Regions from separate parts of the Homo sapiens genome. Here region 1 is linked to region 2. The links are chromatin loops, found by intact Hi-C in ENCODE. Cell type or tissue: HepG2. All regions are shown on one strand. Each heading gives the region's core, and the rest is flanking DNA. Links, peaks and the distances in the headings are about the cores only. Region 1 overlaps PPA2 (inorganic pyrophosphatase 2). Region 2 overlaps TET2-AS1 (TET2 antisense RNA 1).

What was found. A loop is a pair of places that touch in the nucleus more often than their neighbours do. Peaks named below come from ENCODE experiments on the same cell type or tissue, not always from the same donor. Only the 100,000 strongest peaks of a DNase experiment are listed, where the experiment ranks them.
Region 1: a loop joins it to region 2, with 2.6 times the contacts of the local background. A loop is called at or near these places in 1 of 110 quality-filtered maps.

The regions. Positions count from the first base shown.
Region 1 is chr4:105,420,116-105,425,510 of GRCh38, reverse strand. PPA2 (inorganic pyrophosphatase 2) reads left to right here. Exons shown (of 12, transcript NM_176869.3): 7 at 1,189-1,315. Among named protein-coding and RNA genes, the nearest start is that of PPA2, 51 kb to the left of the region's middle. In HepG2, for the core only: no CTCF peak of the experiment used is centred there; a DNase peak (open chromatin) is centred at 3,110.
Region 2 is chr4:105,342,376-105,347,770 of GRCh38, reverse strand. All of the region lies in intron 1 of TET2-AS1 (TET2 antisense RNA 1), which reads left to right. Among named protein-coding and RNA genes, the nearest start is that of TET2-AS1, 7.8 kb to the left of the region's middle. In HepG2, for the core only: no CTCF peak of the experiment used is centred there; a DNase peak (open chromatin) is centred at 2,210.

The DNA of each region.
Region 1 (5,395 bases), core at 224-5,223, 78 kb before region 2:
AGTTTCTGTTACAGTGTCTTCAGGTTCACTAATTTTCTCTTTGGCAATGTCTATTTTGTTGTTAAGCTCATTGAGAGAATTTTTCTTTTCAGATTATATATGTCTTAGCTCTTAAAGTTCTATTTGGTTTTTTTTGTTTTCTATTTCTCTCTTCCATATTGTCATGTTTTTCTTTAAATCTTTGAGCATATTTACAGTAGTTGTTTTGAGGTTCCTATCTGTTAATTCCATCATCTAACATTTCTGGAAATGTTTCTGTTGAATGATTTTTAATTTTTTCCCCATTTAGGGTTTACATTTTCTTGCATATTGACAGGATCTTGGATGTTGTGTTATGTCGAGTGCCTGGATGTTGTTGTCTTCCTTTAAAGAATATTTGTTTTTACAGGTAGTTACTTGTGAGTCAGTTTAGTTGTATCCAGGCACTTTTAAAACTTTGTTAGGACAGGTCTAGAGTAACCTTTGTTTGAGAGCCAGTTTAGTCCTACCATTAATGCATGCCTATTATAGGCTCACTAATGAATGCCCCTTGTGGTAAATGAGGTTTTCCTGGGTGGTTGGAACTCATTTTATAGGTCTCTGGCCATTATTCTTTGCCTTGACTTATAAAGTCTCATCCCATGAATGCACAGGTTAGTGTTTAATCCGTGTCTCAAAGGAACCCCTATGTATATTGCTGTAGTTATTTCTTATTTCTAGTACCATGCCCTACAAATTCCAGCTGCCTCATCCTCCATTTTTTTTTAACCTCAGTGAGATCCCTGTCCTCTTACTGGGTTCCTTTCTCTCTGCTGTGGTTTGGAATGTGTATTGAGCAGAAAACCAGGGCAATCACATCTCTTCTCATTTGTTTACTTCTCTCTGGGATCACAGTCCTGTACTGCCTGTTGTTTAATGTCTGAAACGAGTGATTTCATATATTTTGTCCAGTTTTTTAGTTGTTTGCAATGGGAGGGCAAGTTGTTTATCTGTAAAATAATTCAGTCATTGGTGAAAGTGGAAATTTTGAGAAAGTTAACTCTAAAGGGACATTGCAAGGCAGACTTTGGCTATTTTCATATTATTTTTAATTATTGAGGCTTTGTTACATTTCAGTCTGTAGTTCTTTTAATCTTTTATATGGATTTTGTGATATGTGAGTAAACTCTCCAAAGCCTTGCAAATAGTGAATTTCTTTTTTCTTTAAAGATTCTTTCTTGTGGAGAAGTTATTCATGTGAAGATCCTTGGAATTTTGGCTCTTATTGATGAAGGTGAAACAGATTGGAAATTAATTGCTATCAATGCGAATGATCCTGAAGCCTCAAAGTTTCATGGTAAGACTGTTACTTTCCAGAAAGTGAAAGCAAATTAGTGTGTCATTGGAATTCTGAGAACTTAAAAGAAGTTCACATAGGGGAGTTAAATGTACTTTTTAAAAAAGAGAGAGGAAAAGATGTAGATAGACAAATTATATTTTAAATGAAGAAAGTACATTCTACTGGTTTCCCTCTATTCCCTTTTTCTTCCCTCTCCTGTCACCTCTCTTTCACTTTCTTCCTCTTCCTTTCACTCCTTCCTTCCCTCCTTTCTTCTTTCCTTACTTCCATGATTTTGATGGTCCAACTGCTGTTGGGAACTGTTTTGAAAGCATCCTTTGACTAGGAATAAAAGCATACGATACTGGCATTTTTACCCTGAAATCTCTTTTGTTCATATGACTAACAAGAAGAAACTAAGGAAGGAGTGTTCATCGATGACAAAAGCTATTTCTGCACCTAGTTTTTGTCTCTTCTTGTACAAATGAAGGGAAAAGTAACTGCCCTCTAACGAAATTTTGATGTCCTAGAAATTTTAAGTTCTGGAAATAGCTTGGCATGATTTAATTTTGTTTGGAGTCAGACAGACTTCAGTTTAAGTTCTGGCTGTGCTACTTCCTGGCTGAGTGACTTTGGGTAGATCATTCCTGAATTTCAGTTGCTCATCTCTAAAGGGAGATGATTATACCTACTTGTAAAGTTGTTGGCAATATAAGAAACGATTTATTTAAAGCATCTGGCTTTCACATACCAGTGTTGAATATATGACAACTATTATTATTCTTTGACCAATTTTTCCTCTATTTTTCTTTCCTGTTTTATTCTTGCTCAGGATCCTCTTTACTTGTAAACCTCGATTCTAAACTGGAAGATATTACCATTTCTAAGATGACTGAACCTCATTAACAATGTATTAATCTTAGTTTATGTACCTTTTTTTGCACTTGAAACAGGAAGAGATTTCTTTTTTGTCATTCTTGTATATAACTGAGAAAGGGAGAGGTCTGATAGCGTGAAGTGCATGTAACCTCAGGATCAAAAGTAAAATGTGAAAACTACAATTAAAATATGAGCTCAAGTCTATAAACCATATATATTCCTTATCTCATTATTTTACCCTGATTTTTTCTATTTTTATACTTTTCATATACATATATATGAGAACAGTAAATAAATTTTATTTAGTTAAAAACATTTTTTAGCATCTTAACTGCTCCTCAAATGAGAATTGATAAGGTAATAGTCCCACAGGCAGCCGAAACAAATCATCCACCTAATTCATTTGTGATCTGCTACACTAAAGTCATGAAACTGTGCTAAGGGATGCCCCTTTAAACTGAAAAAGCTGAGCACCTGAATGAAAATGAAAATATTATTTAGAGAGTAGTAGTTCAGTACTGTTGGAGATGTGATTTAACATTTTAAACTCTCTAGCATATAACAAGCGCTGGTGCCTGTTATAGTAGATATTGTTCTTAACTTAGAAGATGGTCAGAGAATGTAAGTGACTTGCCCACCTTTGCAAACATGTAAATAGTACACAGTTTGAACTCATTTCTGTCTGATTCTAATGTGTGAATTGCTCAGTACTGTATTGAGCAATATATAGCCCATCTATAATATTATACCAAGCAATTCATCCTTGATTCTAGTAATTTATATATTTGTAACTAGAGGTATTGAAACTAGATCACATAAGCCTAGCATGACTCCTTGAGTTTCGTAAGTGTTAGAATAAAAAGTTTTAACTCTATTCATTTTATTTCTGTTGCGTACTCAGAATGGAGATGACTTTGCACTTTGGACACCTTTCTAAATTCCTTTCATATTTGCTTTTATGAAGAGATATGCAGAAACACTAAAGCCAGTTGCTGATTTGGGTTGAGAAGAAATTATTGAACTTGAGTAGTTAAAACAAGATGTTATTGTTTTAGAACACCAATACATTTATCATTGTATTAAAAGTGAATACATGTATTATTTTCATCATGAAAAATACAACAATTCTTATTCATAATATGTTTTTGAACTCCTAAAAGAATGAGTAAAGTGTATGGGGAAAATGAAAATTGTTTATTTTAAGGATATTTGTATATTGTTCTCATTAGTTAGTACTTAAAGTACTCTTCTCCTATATCTAGATTTTATAAAATAAGTTTGGTAGTTTTTTTTTGAGGCAGTCTCTCTCTGCCTTCCATGATGGAGTGCAGTGGCACAATCTCAGCTCACTGCAACCACCGCCTCCTAGGTTTGAGTGATTCTTGTGCCTCAGCCTCCTGACTAGTTGGGAGTACAGGCGCGCGCCACCACACCTGGCTAATTTTTTGTATTTTAGAAGAGATGGGGTTTCACCGTGTTAACCAGGCTGGTCTTGGACTCCTGGCCTAAAGGGATCTACCCGCCTCAGCCTCCCAAAGTACTGGGATTACAGGTTTGAGCCACCATGCCCAGCAAGTTTGGTAGTTTTAAGAATCACACATTTTTTTCTCATTCCTTTTACCTACACATTATCGTTAATATATTCTGCATACCTTTGTTGAATTTTCTTCTTTACTTTACAGAGACCGAGGAAAAAAATTGATGTAGGCACAAATTGAAAGGAAGAAGAGATTGTAGTATAAATGTTTTTTATTTTTGAAAAATTATTTTTAGTCAACAGTGTTTAATCCTAAATCAAGCAACTTTTAAAATGTTTTGGTATTTATGTCTTTCATATTTACCATCTAAAATCACAAACACAGGATTTTAGATGGCATTTTAAAAATTATAAAATTAATTTTATACATGGAAATAAAAACTCAGAAGTATAAAAAAAGTACATAAAATGAAAGTAAAGTTTTTCTTCCTACCTCCCACCTCATCTTCTCAGATCTTATCACAGATGTTTTTTGTTCTTTTGAATGGTTGCTTCCTTCTGTAAATGATGTGCTTATATTTCTTAATTTATGCATTTTCCCTGTTGACTCAAATTATTACTTTGGAAGACAAGGAACTTAAATTCTTAAACATTTATCAACTGTGTTACCATATTTCTACTATTACCCTAATAACTCTAAGTTGTATATTTGGAGCTGGATTTATTGCTTCATTGACTTTGAACAATAACTCTTAACTGCCCAGTGTAGAACTTAGAGCATTTGGTTTCTACATTTTTATCCTTTTCTGTCCCTTACAACCTAACTTCTCTCAGCTACACTATCAATTCTACAGTATCAAAATTTATAATGTTTAAATTATGTTAAGTATAATTGTTTTTCCTATTTTGCTTCATGGTTGAATCTGAAAATTAAAAACTAAGTAGCATTTACAGTATTGTTATGTAAATATTCATTTAGTTTATCATACTATTTATTAAGTGATCATCTTTGAACAGACTGTTCTCTGAACCTCCTGCATAGCTATCACCTGCGGGTTTCTTTTCAATGCTTGGTTAGTTCTACTTACTTAAATTCTACCATTCCCTCTTTAGTTTTCCCTTTTCATTGTTGGCTGGTGTCCATTTTCCAAAAATATCTAATGCAGTAACTTTAAATATAAATTGCTGTGTATAAATTGAAATTTCTATTACAAAGGAATAAGTGATTTTATATTTTATGACCGTTTAAACATTTGTCATCTATACTTCTTGGCATATTTGTCAGTCAGATAAACGAGAGAAATTTAAAAACACTTAGGAGAGGGCAGCTATCAGGAATTTTCTTTTTAATTGTGTAGTTTTCTGGGTATGTGTGTAATATAGGAGTATATAGAGATTTTTTAAATTTCCTATACGTTTTTATTGTTATTAGGCATTTAAAAAGTAAATCCTTGGCCGGCATGGTTGCTCGCACCAGTAACCCAACACTTTGGGAAGCTGAGACAGGAAGGTCACTTGAGTGCAGGAGGTGAGACCAGCCTGAGCAACGTAGTGTGACTTCGTTTCTATAAATAAATAAATAATAAAAATTATATCCATCCTATTAGTTTCTACTATCTTTAGAAAAAGAGGCCAAGGCAGGCAGATCACCTGAGGTCAGAAGTTCAAGACCAGCCTGACCCACGTAGAGAAACCCCATCTCTTCTAAAAATACAAAATTAGCTGGGTGTGGTGGCACATGC
Region 2 (5,395 bases), core at 242-5,241:
TTTTGACTTTGTAATTTGCAGTATTCTTGGGCTACCTTTAAAGTCCACCTATTACAGTATTTTTTTTCTGTCTCAATTTAAGTCATGGTTAGTTTCCTGAAAGTGGGTCATTTAAAAAATAGACACATTAGTTTTCCATAGGAAAACACAGCATTTTGAAGTATATGTTCAAGTAGTTAAAATAAAATAGCCATATAGTACTTAGTAATGTAAATAATAAAAACAATTTATAGAAAAATAAATATATGAAGTTGTTTAATGAGAAACAATGTTAATGATAGTGCCCATACCAGCCACTGATTTAAGCTGAGATCTCCTCAAACCTTAATGTGCTTCCAAATCACTGTCAATCTTGTTAAAATGCAGATTCTGATTCACTTGGCCTGGGGTAGGGCCTGAGATTCTGTATTTCTGACAGGGGTCAATGATGCTGATGATGCTGCTGATGGTTAGAAGACCATATTTTCAATCGCAAGGCCCTAGCCTTACAACTCGCACTTATGCTAAATGTATCTCAAGGAAGTCTTGCCCCCAGACTATCTTTGTCTTACTGGGGAAAGTTTCAAATCTGTCTCTTTTTCTTTAGTATAGGGAACACTGCTCTGATGCCTTGGGTCTGGTGAAGCAGCACCTCAGAGAGATGACACATTCACATTTTTCATTGTAGGTGACAACCTTTATTTTTATAGCAGAGGTAAAAGCTTCAATTTGCATGAATCCCAGTGACATTAAGTGACATTTTACAGACATGTAAACTCTTGAGAGGTTTAAAAAAAACAACACTCTAGAAATTCGTGTGTTTACAGGGAATGAACCTTAAAACACCTCAATAGCAACTGAGAAATCACTTTGCAGCGTGCTTAGCCACTCTCAGCATGTGAACTTTTATTGCCAGCAAAAGACCCCCAAAATGTCAGATGATATGAATCATGTTATCCTGAAAACAGCACATGAATATTTTTCCCAGAATAATTGTGAAATTTTTCATTACTTTATTCTGAAAATACAGAGATATTCTAAAAGTTGTAAAAATTTGTTATTTTCCTAAGAGAAAATCTTTTTAATTGACACATACTAATTGTATATATTTATGGGGTACATAGTGATGTGATATATATAATGTAAAGTGATTAGATAAGTGTAATTAGCATATTCATCATTTCAAACATTTACCATTTCTTTGTGTTGGGAACATTCAATATCCTTTATTAGCTATTTTGAACCTATGTAACATAGTATTGTTAGCCATAGTCATCATACAGTGGTATAGAACACTAGAACTTATTCCTCCTGTCTAGCTCTAGATTTATAAAAATTTTTACACAAGATAATGCAATTTATGTGTTTTCACTTTGCTCTTTTTTAACTTAATGGTCTTTGGTTTTCTCATGTACTAGCGTGTATATATGTGTGTGTGTGTGTGCATATGTGTGTTAGTTTTTAGCATATGCAGTAATACCTACATAATGCTTATTTTCATACCTTTGTATGTATTCTGAAATTGTATGTAAAATTTTTTGGCCTGAGGTAGAGAGTTCATATCCATTAAATTAAAAAAAAACAATTCGATACCTGCATTAAATTTCACTATATTACTAACATTTTTTGAATGCTTCCGGTATACTAGATATAATATTAACTACCTTATATGCATTACTTCATTACATCCTGAGGCAGTATTTAATGTAGGATGATGTATAGCTAAGGTACAGAAGTGAGTCACTGCTTCTAGCTGTCATAGAAACCCATCCTGCCTCCATATTCAACTCTGTGGTTCCTTACTTGTCCTAGCATATACAGTGACAAAAACAAAACTTTATTTCTTATGAAACACAATTCTATAAAGAACTTATTACTTGTTGCTTATGGCAGAGGTGAAAAGAAAGAGAATGCAGACTAAGAAAATCATTTGGATAAATTGAAGTGAAATGTCATATTTGGCAGTGGTTTAGATGAGCATCATAATAACCAACTTCGTCATTGCAAAAGCACTTCAATGGTCATTCCAGTTTGAGTGCAAAAACTGCTCAAGTGAAACAGAAAGATACGATGAAAAATTAATAGTCATTTAACTGATGGTATCAAGACAGGTACAGGAAAGGAATCTCTAAGTGGCAATGGAAAGTTGTTTGAGAGAAAGCCAGGCCCTTCTATAAACACTTCCATGGTCATCAGATAGGGGGTTTGCAAGGACAAATCTCTTGTGAAGATCAAAGGCCAGCTGTACCAGATTGTTTGAATTGCTTCTCTTCTCTCTGTACTCTCTGGCACTCACCTAGTTCAAGCTTTTTTGGCTTCTCGTCTGGACTAGACCAGTAGACTCTCATTTGGTCTCACTGACACTAATCTCACTGCTCACATCCACCCTAACCCAACTCATGTTATGCTGGTAACAGAATCATCTTTCAAAATGCAGATCTGACTGTCATTCCTCTACAAATCCTTCAGTGAAGCTACATCAAACATAGGGTAAAGTCTAAACACCTTTTTGTGCGTTCAAGTTCCCCACAGCCTGGCTTTGCTTCCCTTTTCACTCCCTCTAACCCTAACCCTTAACTCTATGCTCCAGAAATACCTTATTACATCCAGTTCCTCAAATATACTAGGCTATTTCATCTCTTATGGGCATGTGCTACCCTTTTCATCTGGAGTCACTAGACCACCATGGGCATCATGAGCACAGGGGCAATCTGCCTTGCTTCTTAGTCTCAGAGCCTAGCACAGCCCTTAGGAGGTGCTCTACAATGTATGTTGAATAAATGTCCCTTTAGTTCTTCTCCCACCTCCTGTGTTACTGCTGAACCTAGCATATATCTCAGATGATGTGCTTATTACATCACATCGTGATTATTTATGCTCCTATTTTCTCCCACTAGGTAGTTTGTAATTTGTAAATTTGTAATTTAGCAAAGAGACAAATAAGAAATTGTCTTCAATTCCTTATTTGTCTCTTTGCTAAATAAGTATTTTGCATAGGGCCAATATAGAGCCCAATACTTTTTTTTTTTTTTACATAAATTAAGTATGTGACTTTTTCTTCTATTCATTTATTTATTTTGGGATAAATCCTCAAGCTGGCATTCCTCAGTCAAAAGGTATAAACATATTTTTGGTTTATAACACATATTTTCGGGTTGCTCTTAGGGTTTTATCTTTTAGGGGTGTTATTACTTTAGGATGTCAGCAGCCACACATGAATGCATTTTATTTTACTACCATGTCACTCATATTGGTTATATCAACATTCATTTTTTAAAAATTAATCTAGGAGGATTATGTGTGTGGCAAATGGTGTGGCAGATTGTTTCAAGATATATCTCTGCAGTTCTTGTAAACTGCTTACTTCTAAAAGAGAAAAAAGTAATGTGTCTGTTTGTTCAGAGTAGCAGGAAGCTCTGGGGTCTGCTGGATTGTATCCAGAAATTGTCTTCTCCACTTCCACTGTATTGGACTTATTTTAACCATTAAAAGTCAGTTCCTATGCATGTGTAGAACAGGTCCCTATTCCAAAATAATCTGAATATTTTTTACATAGGAGGTCAATCTAGGGGATAAGTTATTCTTCATTTCAATGAGTAAAGGAAGCAAAAACTCCTCTCCACTTTTCCTGATCTTATTAAGCAGTTTTCCAAAGATTTCTCATGCTCATTGATGGCTTCTGACTTTGGAACATTTTAGCATGATTAACTGATGTTTATCTAGTATTAAAGTCTTCTGGGTCTCATTTCTTCATTGTCATCTTCTACTTTGTGAGCTCTTTGGGGCAAAAACATTTCTAGTTGAATTAATCTAACACACATGCTGAGAACATACTTTCGAGTAACTGAATGAGGTCGGAGTTCTTACGAACAGTCTCTGCAGTGAAGCCTCTCACTGTTTCTTTCTGTAGGAATTTTGTGCTTGTAATAAAGTGCATAGGGGGCGGGGTGGGATGAGAGAAGCGCAGAGAAGGGGTAAAGGAAGCGCATGTGTTAGCTATTCCAGCTCTCATCATACTTTCTGTTTGGATAGCATATCACGTTTGGCTGGGGCTGAAAAACAAAATCCTATATTTAATGAGCCAATAAAATGCCTGGAGCAGCAGGGTCCTGGGGATGCTTGACTTTTCACCAAGCTAAAAGCCGATAATTGAGCCTGTGTGCCAGCTGAGACCTGGAGATTTCTACTGAAAGAGCCCTGGCTTTTACATTTTTTTCCATCTCCTGTGCAGCCAGCTTCTGATGAGGCCTCAGGTCTCAGATTCTCCAGAGAGTTAACTGCTATCACCTAAATTATTTTGATTAACCCTTAACTCTGAGAGTCTCAATTTACTGACATGCCACATTAATACTCTTGTGTAAATGTCTGCAGGGGAAAGTGATAAACCAGGTCTAATGCCAAGGGGCTGAGGGTGAGCCTTTGTAAGACATTTTTTTTTTAAGCTTGAAATAGAATTGTAACAGTTTCCGCTCAGAAATACACAAGGGAGAAGAAAAGGTTAGCAAGAAAGACCATTTTGTCTTATTCTAAACTAATCTCCCCCTCAAGTGACAAGTTTAACAGTGAGGTTGCTTAAGTGGAGATATATTTTAAAACACATTGAAGGGAGCCCTCTCCTTTATCATATTTTTAAACAGTTTTCGTAGTCTAATCCTTCTAAGAAAATGTTTAAAAACTAACAAAACATAGGCTAGTTCAATTAAATTTGTGGACTTAGAAGGCTAGCATTGTGATGGCTTTTGAGCTTGATCTAGAATCTGGATCCCAAGGAGGGAGATATGATAAAAGAATCAATCATATGCCCATAGCCCTCTGAGGTTTTGATAGATTTTTCAAGGAGTATAAAATGAACTTAAAAAATTATCAGATTCATATGTCAGGTTTACTGTGTAGCTGTGATTGCACATCCCCCAATTTTAAAAACAATAGGCAATGTATTTGAAGATGGTTCATTACAAGTTGGGTAGGTATATGACATTATGGGCTAGAGCAGCTATGTCAATCTTTTGCCATTTCATTTGCAAAGAGGTCTTATGCCACTTTATTCTTCTTTCATTTTAAAACATCTCTAAAGCATGTAGTATAGTTACGTAGCATTAAAAGTTGTGTTTAAAATAATTTAGTCAGGAAATTATTCCTCGCTAGCCTTCATTTGCAAACTATGTGTACACAAGCTGGCCAGTTTAGCAACTAACTCTAAAGACTTGTTTTCTAGAGCCAGTTTTGTCTTCTGTCCTCTTTGGTCCCTTGTAGTCCCTTTCTTCTGTATCAGTCGACTCTCATGTGAGTGTTGAAAGTCAAAAAACGCGACGCAAAAAAGCTACGCAAGGAGGTGAATGATAAGAGATGAGTGGCACCTGGAAAATCCTTCTCGGCTACCTCTAACTAACCAGGATTGAAGGAGTGTCTAGGCTGT